Linked DNA regions of Homo sapiens: region 2 is linked to region 1. A link is a loop called in an ENCODE intact Hi-C map of the cell type or tissue named here. Cell type or tissue: stomach. All regions are shown on one strand. Region 1 has its middle 7.3 kb from the start of C5AR2. Region 2 overlaps MEIS3 (Meis homeobox 3).

What was found. Hi-C counts contacts between places; a loop is a spot of excess contacts. Peaks named below come from ENCODE experiments on the same cell type or tissue, not always from the same donor. Only the 100,000 strongest peaks of a DNase experiment are listed, where the experiment ranks them.
Region 2: a loop joins it to region 1, with 1.9 times the contacts of the local background. A loop is called at or near these places in 1 of 110 quality-filtered maps.

What each region holds. Positions count from the first base shown.
Region 1 is chr19:47,322,924-47,326,923 of GRCh38, forward strand. No RefSeq gene overlaps it. Among named protein-coding and RNA genes, the nearest start is that of C5AR2, 7.3 kb to the right of the region's middle. In stomach, no CTCF peak of the experiment used is centred here; no DNase peak of the experiment used is centred here; H3K27ac peaks cover 314 bases; H3K27me3 peaks cover 1,636 bases.
Region 2 is chr19:47,405,215-47,409,214 of GRCh38, forward strand. It overlaps MEIS3 (Meis homeobox 3), which reads right to left. Exons shown (of 13, transcript NM_001301059.2): 8 at 3,885-4,000; 9 at 2,138-2,214; 10 at 1,865-1,923; 11 at 1,674-1,757; 12 at 1,246-1,312. The coding sequence ends at 1,263. Among named protein-coding and RNA genes, the nearest start is that of MEIS3, 12 kb to the right of the region's middle. In stomach, no CTCF peak of the experiment used is centred here; a DNase peak (open chromatin) is centred at 2,079; H3K27me3 peaks cover 4,000 bases.

The DNA.
Region 1 (4,000 bases):
AGATGAAATACTTAATAATATAATACAATCATATGTTATATTAAGAACAATGAGGCTTATGTCTGTAATCCCAGCACTTTGGGAGGCCAGCCTGGGCAACATAGTGAGGCTCCATCTTCAAAAAAATTAGTCTGAGCATGGGGGCTCATGCTTGAAATCCCAGCACTTTGGGAGGCTGAGCTGGGCAGATCACAAAGCCAGGAGTTCGAAATCAGCTTGGCCAACATGGCGAAACCCCATCTCTACTAAAAACACAAAAATTAGCCGGACATGATGATGCACGTCTGTAATCCCAGGTACTCAGGAAGCTAAGGCATGAGAATCACTTGAACCCGGGAGGCAGAGGTTGCAGTGAGCTATGATTGTGGCTCGGCACTCTAGCCTGGGCGACAGAGTGAGACTCTCTCAGAAAAAAAAAAATTTTTTTTTTTAACGAAAAAATTAGCCGGTGTGGTTGGTAGTGCCTGTGGTCCCAGCTACTCGGGATGCCGAGGCTGGAGGATCGCTTGAGCATAGGAGTTTGAGGCTGCAGTGAGTTGTGATGCTGCACTCCAGCTTGGGTGACAGAGCAAGACCCTGTCTCCAAACAAACAAACAAACAAACAAAAAATTGCCTGAGTGTCTCGATGGACAGATGCTGCAGTCTCTTGAGCTTGCAGAAGTGGCTGTGAGTGGTGTCTGTGCCTGCTTGAGAGTAGACGTTGGTACCTGGGACAAGATCCTCTCTGTAACTTGTGCTCATTAGTGCAGATTCCCCAGGCATCGAGGTCACGGGGAAGGACCTGAGCCCCAGCCGCCTTCAGCTCCTGGGGGTGGGCTCCCGGCAGCTCCCTCCTCAAGAAGACAACACCAGCCTCCTGGCCTCCTGGCCTTCTCCCACCTGCTCCGGTCTCTTCCATGGCTGCCCCTGACCTGGATAGTTTCCCTCTGCCTCTTTGCTGGACCTTTCTCCGCGTCCTTTGCAGAGTTTTTTCCTCTTCGACGTTGGCGTTCCTCAGCTGTGTGTCCACCTCATTTGGTGCGCTCACTCCTGCAGCTTCATCCAATATCTTCAGCATCTCTCTTCCACACTGGGCCTCCCCACCCCCTTGCCACAGCCAGACTGACCTCAGCAGTCTCCCCGGAACCTCTTCCTCCCCTTCCCTCCCGACTCCAGAGACAACCCCGCGGTGCACCCAGTCACCCAGGCCTGAGCCTGGGGCCCATCCTGGATGCTACCTCCTTCCCGCCCCACGCCCTGCCTGGCCCATGCCCTCCATCCTCTCCCATTTGGCTCTCTGCCTTGCCCCTTCCCTGATTTCCTGGCTGTCCAGTCTGTTTTTCCCAGACCATCCCTGCCTCTATTCTGCCTTCCTTCAGGGGTTACCTCCTCCAGGAATACCTCCCTGACTTCCTCCTCTGCCTCCCCAACCCCTACATTCTATCTCTATTCCCAGTCATCCTGTAGCTTTCCTGGCTTCGGGAGTTGCAGGCAGTGGGTATTTTCTACCCACCCTGATTTGGGAAGGAGATAGTGTCCCAAAAGCTGGGAGGCCAAAGAGTAGGAGTCGGAGGCCAAGGAGTGGGATCCAGGTAGTCTTTCCAAGGCAGCCCCCATCTGGTGTTGACCTGCTCTGCCCAGTATGGAAGTGGGCTGAAGGGGCAGACAATTGCCAAATCTGTAGCTTGGAGAATCTGCTGGGTCAACAAGTTCCGAAGGGGAAGTGGTAGGGAAGGGAAGTGGATGATGGGCTTGGCTGAGTCAGGCTGTGTGCCCTTTCCGGCACCCACCCCCACTCCCTGCAGCCCTGGGATCTTATTCACGCATCTACTCTGCAGACCGGGATGCCTCTAAGTCCTGGAGCCAAAGCCTTCTCCTCTTTATCTGTGCCACGTGACCGTCCTGAACCCCACACCTCTCAGAGCCAGGAAGGCATTTCTCTAGATGAGCACAGTCCCATAGAAATAGACTGTGAGTGGCCGGGCGCGGTGGCTCACACCTGTAATCCCAGGGCTTTGGGAGGCCGAGGTGGGTGGATCACCTGAGGTCAGGAGTTCGAGACCAGCCTGGCCAACATGGCAAAACCTCGTCTCTACTAAAAATACAAAAACTAGCCAGGTGTGGTGGCGCATGACTGTAGTCTCAGCTACTCGGGAGGCTGAGGCAGGGGAATTACTTGAACCCGGGAGGCGGGAGTTGCGGCGAGCTGGGATCGTACCACTGCACTCCAGCCTGGGTGACAGAGCAAGACTCTGTCTCTAAATAAATAAATAAATAAAATAAAATAAAAGAGAAAGTAATAGACTGTGAGCCAGGAGGCAGGAGGATCGCTTGAGCCCAGGAGTTTAAGACCAGCCTGGGCAACATAGGGAGACCCTGTCTCTACAAAAATTAAAAACAAACAAATGAAATAACTGGGTGTGCAGGTATGCACCTGTAGTCCCAGTTACTCAGGAGGCTCAGGTGGGAGAATTGTTTGAGCTCAGGAGAGACTGAGGCTGTAGTGAGCCAAGATCGCACCACTGCACTCCAGCCTCGGTGACAGAGTAAGACCCTGTCTCAAAAAAAAAAAAAAAAAGAAATAGAATGATATTTATATTTTCCCACAGGCAAGCAACAGACAAAAAGAAACAAAAAGAATCAGGTAAAATTAATTTTGATAATACATTTTATTTAACACAATATATTTAAGGAGTATCATTTTAACATGTGTTCAATAGAAACAAATTCTTGAGACTTCATATTCTGTTTTTTTTGGTACTGTGTTTTCAAAATCTGGTGTGTATTTTCCACTCACAGCACTTCTTATCTCGGACCCGAAGACATTTCAAGTGGTCCGTAGTCTCTTGTGGCTGGTGGCTGCAGTGTTGGACTGCTCAGGGCCAGACTTCCTTGACTAATGTATAGAGCATCTACAGAATTTGAACATCTAACTGTTGGAGCCGTGCTTCTAACCCTCCGAGGTTCTGGTGTGATATTCTAGGATCCTGTGATTCAAATAGCCTGTAACTCACATTGTAGGATCTATTAGGTTCAATAGTCTATGATTCCAACATTTTAAGAGTCTGTGATTCCAATATTCTAGTCTCCAGAGTCTTTGATTGATTGATTGATTTTGAGACAGAGTCTTGCTCTGTCACCCAGGCTGTAGTGCAGTGGTGCGATCTTGGCTTACTGCAACCTCTGCCTCCCAGGTTCAAGCGATTCTCCTGCCTCAGCCATCCGAGTAGCTGGGATTACAGGCACCTGCCATCATGCCTGGCTAATTTTTTTTTTTTTTTTTGAGACAGAGTTTTGCTCTTGTCACCCAGCTGGAGTGCAATGGCACAGTCTCGGCTCACTGCAACCTCCGCCTCCCGGGTTCAAGTGATTCTCCTGCCTCAGCCTCCTGAGTAGCTGGGATTACAGGTGACCGCCCCACGCCCAGCTAATTTTGTATTTTTAGTAGATACGGGGTTTCACCATGTTGGCCAGGATGGTCTCAATCTCTTGACCTCGTGATCCACCCACCTCGGCCTTCCAAAGTGTTGAGATTACAGGCGTGAGCCACCGTGCCCGGCCGTGACTGTGTTTTATGACTCTCATATATGTTAAGACATTCTCTCCTATGCATCAAATATCACATAAATATTGTTTCATATTATATTGTTCAAAAGAGAAAAAGTCTATGGTCCTCCCCATCTTAGTCACTCATCCTTTTAAGCCCTGTAATTCCATTAGATTGAACCCTATGAAATTGCCAAGATTCAGTCCTTTTGGGGTGGGATGTGTGTGTAACAATTTATTTATTTGTTGTTTTTGAAAAATTGTGGTGCCATGGCACAGTGGCTCATGTCTGTAATCCCAACACTTTGAGAGGCTGAGGTGGGAGGATCACGTGAGCCCAAGAATTCGAGACCAGCCTGGGCAACATAGTGATACCCTATCTCTACAAAAAAAAAAAAAAAAAAATTAGCCAGGTGTGGTGACATGTACCTGTAGTCCCAGGTACTTGGGAGGCTGAGGCAGGAGGATCGCTTG
Region 2 (4,000 bases), 82 kb after region 1:
TTGTAAGGACTAAATGAGAAGATGCTCTAAAGTGCCGCCATCATACCAGGCCACAGAAGACTCAAGGCCTGGGAAAGTCAAATAATGCCCCCCTTCCACATTACTCCCTACTCTGCCCAGTGGACTCCTATTCATCCTTCAGTGCCCCATCCAGAGGCCACTTCCTCTAGGAAATCTTCCCTGATACCCCAGAGATAGCTGATGACTCCCTCCTATGGGGAAACTACGTTTTATTGTTTGAACTGTTACACTGGATTGTCACTGGGGTTGCCAACTTCCCCACAAGACCAGAATCTTCTCAAGATCCAGACCCTACCTGAGGCATGTCAGGATGGAGTGAGGGCTCAATTTTTTTTTTTTTTTTTTTTTAGATGGAGTCTCACTTTATTGCCCAGGTTGATCTTGGCTCACTGTAACCTCCGCCTCCTGGGTTCAAGTGATTCTCCTGCCTCAGCCTCCAGAGTAGCTGGGACTATGGGTACATGCCACCACACCTGGCTAATTTTTGTATTTTTAGTAGAGACAGGGTTTTACCATGTTGGCCAGGCTGGTCTCGAACTTCTGACCTCAGGTGATCCACCTGCCTCAGCCTCCTAAAGTGCTGGGATTACAGGCGTGAGCTACCGTGCCCAGCCAAGGGCTCAGTTTATGTTTGGAGATGTATCATAGATGAATGGGTGTATGTAGGTATGGATGGATGGATGGATAGTGGGTGGTGGGTGGGTGGATATATGGATAATGGGATGTGTGGGTGGATGGATGGGTGAGTTGATGGGTAGGTGGGTGGAAGCCTGGGTAGGGAGGTGGGTGAATGCACAGATAAATGGGTAGATGTGTGGGTGGTTGGTCAGTGTGGAGGTAGATGGATGAGTGGGTTGGCGAGTGGAGAGATGAATGGAGTGAGTGGGTGAATGTGTGGTCAGATGGGTAATGAGTGGGTAGGTGGGTGGACTAGGTTTGGATGGATGGATTGCGGGTGAATGAGTAATTGAGTAACGGATGGATAAAGATATGGATGGGTGAGTGAGTGGGTAGATGGATGGATACATGGAGGAGGAGGATGGATGGATGGATGGATGGATGGACGGACGGACAGATGGATGAATATCTTCCCATCAAGCCTCAGAGAACCCACAGTACAGGGACCCAGGCTGACCCACTACTCTGGAAGTGCCCACTCTTGGAGTCCTGAGGTCTAATGGAGGTTTGAGAATTGCACAATCCCCAGCCCTTAGACCCTCACACCTCTCCTGCATCAGCCTCTATAGATAATGCCATTCTCCTTCCAAGTTCAAACTCATCCCCACTGATCCTGGAAGACAAAAAAAAAGGAGGGTAAGTGCGTCTTTCAGAGACACCCCCAGATGCCTCTAAGTCTCCCTCACCCCTTCCTACACCAGGGGATCCCTCTACCAGGATAGACTGAGTCATAAGAAGGTGCTGGCCCTTTAAGAAAAAGTGGAGCCTTCCGAGGTATTGGGCTTGAAGTCTGGAAGAAATGAGGTTGTAAGGAAAAGATGGGGGACCAGGAAATCTGCCTTGGCATCACCTGCTTCTCACTAGGCAAGTGACACACTGTATTCCGCTTGAATTGAATCTCAGGTGGGCATCTTTGTTTTACAGGTGGGTCATGGTGCGCAGGGGCGGGGCCTAGCTAAGGGGGCGAGGCTTACCCGGAGGCCGGACGGCCACGTGTGGCTGCGTCTCGGTATAGCCCCCGATGGGCTGGCCCTCTGGGCTGAAGGCTGCACCCTGCCCTGCGAAGGGGGTTCAGAGGTGCAGGCTGAGCCCCAGGAAGCCCGGGACCCGGCTTTGACGCCCTCCTAAGAACCCCAGGCTCTCCGTCCCCGCCTTCCCCCTGTACCTGTGCGGTTGGATTGATCGATCATAGGTTGCACGATGCGTCTCCGGGCGTTAATGAACCTGGGAGGCGGTCATGGAAACGGAGGGGAATGAAAAGAGGGAGTGGGAGAGAGGCCAAGACGAACACAGAGCGGGCCGGAGGACAGCGGCGGGGGAGGCAGAGCGGGGCGAGCAGGGGCAGTGGCTCTGCGGGGCTCGGGGCCTCCGTCAGCACCGCGGACAGCGCCCGGGCTCTCGCCCCGGGCCGGCCCGCGGGCCCTCCTGGGCCACTCACCAGTTGTTGACTTGCAGGATGGTGAGCCCCGTGTCCTGCGCCAGCTGTTTCTTCTGCTCCTCCGAGGGGTACGGGTGCTGCAGCCACCAGCAAGAGTCACTCTGCCTGCCTGGCCGGCCGCAGTCTGAACCCCAAGGTCTGGCCCACCGGGGTCCGGGGGATGGGGAGCCCAGGCCCAGGCAGACGTCTGGGAGAACCGGCGCTTCTGAGCGTCTCTGCGCTCCCCAGGATGGAGACCAAGGGAGCCTCAGGCTTGGGGCAATTACATGCCTGCCAGCCCCCGCCTGTTCCAGCAATTAGAGGTTAACTGGCCAGCTCTGATTAGAGAGACTGTGTTGGGGGAGGGGGCTCCTGTGGCGTGGGGGAGGGGCTTCACTGGCGTCGGGGAGGGAAGCAAAGCCCAGGCCCTCCCTCTCTGAATCTGTCAGAGTCTCTGTGTGGCCCTCTCCCTATCCATTTATTTATTTATTTATTTGAGATGGAGTCTTGCTCTGTCGCCAGGCTGGAATGCAGTGGCGCGATCTCTGCTCACCGCAAACTCCGCCTCCGGGGTTCAAGGGATTCCCCGCCTCAGCCTCCCCAGTAGCTGGGACTACAGGTGCGCGCCACCATGCCCGACTAATTTTTTGTATTTTAGTAGAGATAGGGTTTTACCATGTTGGCCAGGATGGTCTCGATCTCCTGACCTCGTGATCCGCCCGCCTCGGCCTCCCAAAGTGTTGGGATTACAGGCATAAGCCACCGCACCCAGCCCTCCCTATCCATTTCTTTCTTTCTCTTTCTCTCTTTTTTTTAAACAGGGTCTCACTCTGTCACTCAGGCTGGAGTGCAGTGGCGCCTTCATGGCTCACTGCAGCCTCAATCTCCCTGGCTCAAGCAATCCTCCGGCCTCAGCCTCCTGAGTAGCTGGGATCACAGGTGTGTGCCACCATGCCTGGCTAATTTTTTTTTTTAGAGATGGGGTCTTGCTATGTTGCCCAGGCTGGTCTCGAACTCCTGGGCTCAAGTGATCCTCCTGCCATGGCCTCCGAAAGTGCTGGGATTACAGGCATGAGCCACTGTGTCTGGCCCTCCATTTCTCTCTTTGTGGCTCTCACATTCTCTCTCTGACTCACTATCTCTGTGTGTGTGTGTTTCTGTCTGTATCTCTCTCTCTCTCTGGGATTCAGTCCGTCCCTGCCTCCGAGTTTCTGTCTGTCTCTGTCCCTCTGTGACTCGGCCTCTCCCTGTCTCCATCTTGCTCTGACTTGGTCCTCCCCGAATCTCTGTGTCTCTCTGTTTTAGCCTCTTCCTGGCTCTATTTTTCTCCTCTGTCCTTGAAGCAGTATGGTGCGGTGGTTAAGGCCAGACTGCCTGCATTTGAATCCACTTCTGGCTGTGTGACCTTAGGCAAGTCTCCTAACCTCTCTGTTCCTCAGTCTCCTCCTCACCTGTTAAATGGAGATAATAGTAGCCCCTCCCTCCGAGGGTACACTGGGTGGATGGTGGGCAGGTGGATGATTGATGCGCGGGTTAATGGACAGTTTTCGGGGAGGACTTAGTGAGTTAAGTGTCCTGAGCGGCACCTGCACTCAGGTGACACTCAGTGCTGCTGGCTCCTGTCACAATTCTCCACCTCCATGAGAGTCTCGAAAAATTTCCTGCCGTCTTTCTCCCACTTCTGGGTTTCTCTGGGGTTTCGGTCTCTGTGGTCCACCCTTCTCCCTCTCTCCATTCCCACCCTGCACCTGGGCAGCAGGGCTCTCACCGAGAGGTGCTGGAACAACCAGGCTCGCATGATGTTGGTGGCCACCTTGGGGAAGATCCCCCTCTTCTTGTTTCGCCGTCGCTCCTGGTCCAAGTCCTCATCTTCTCCACCAGAAC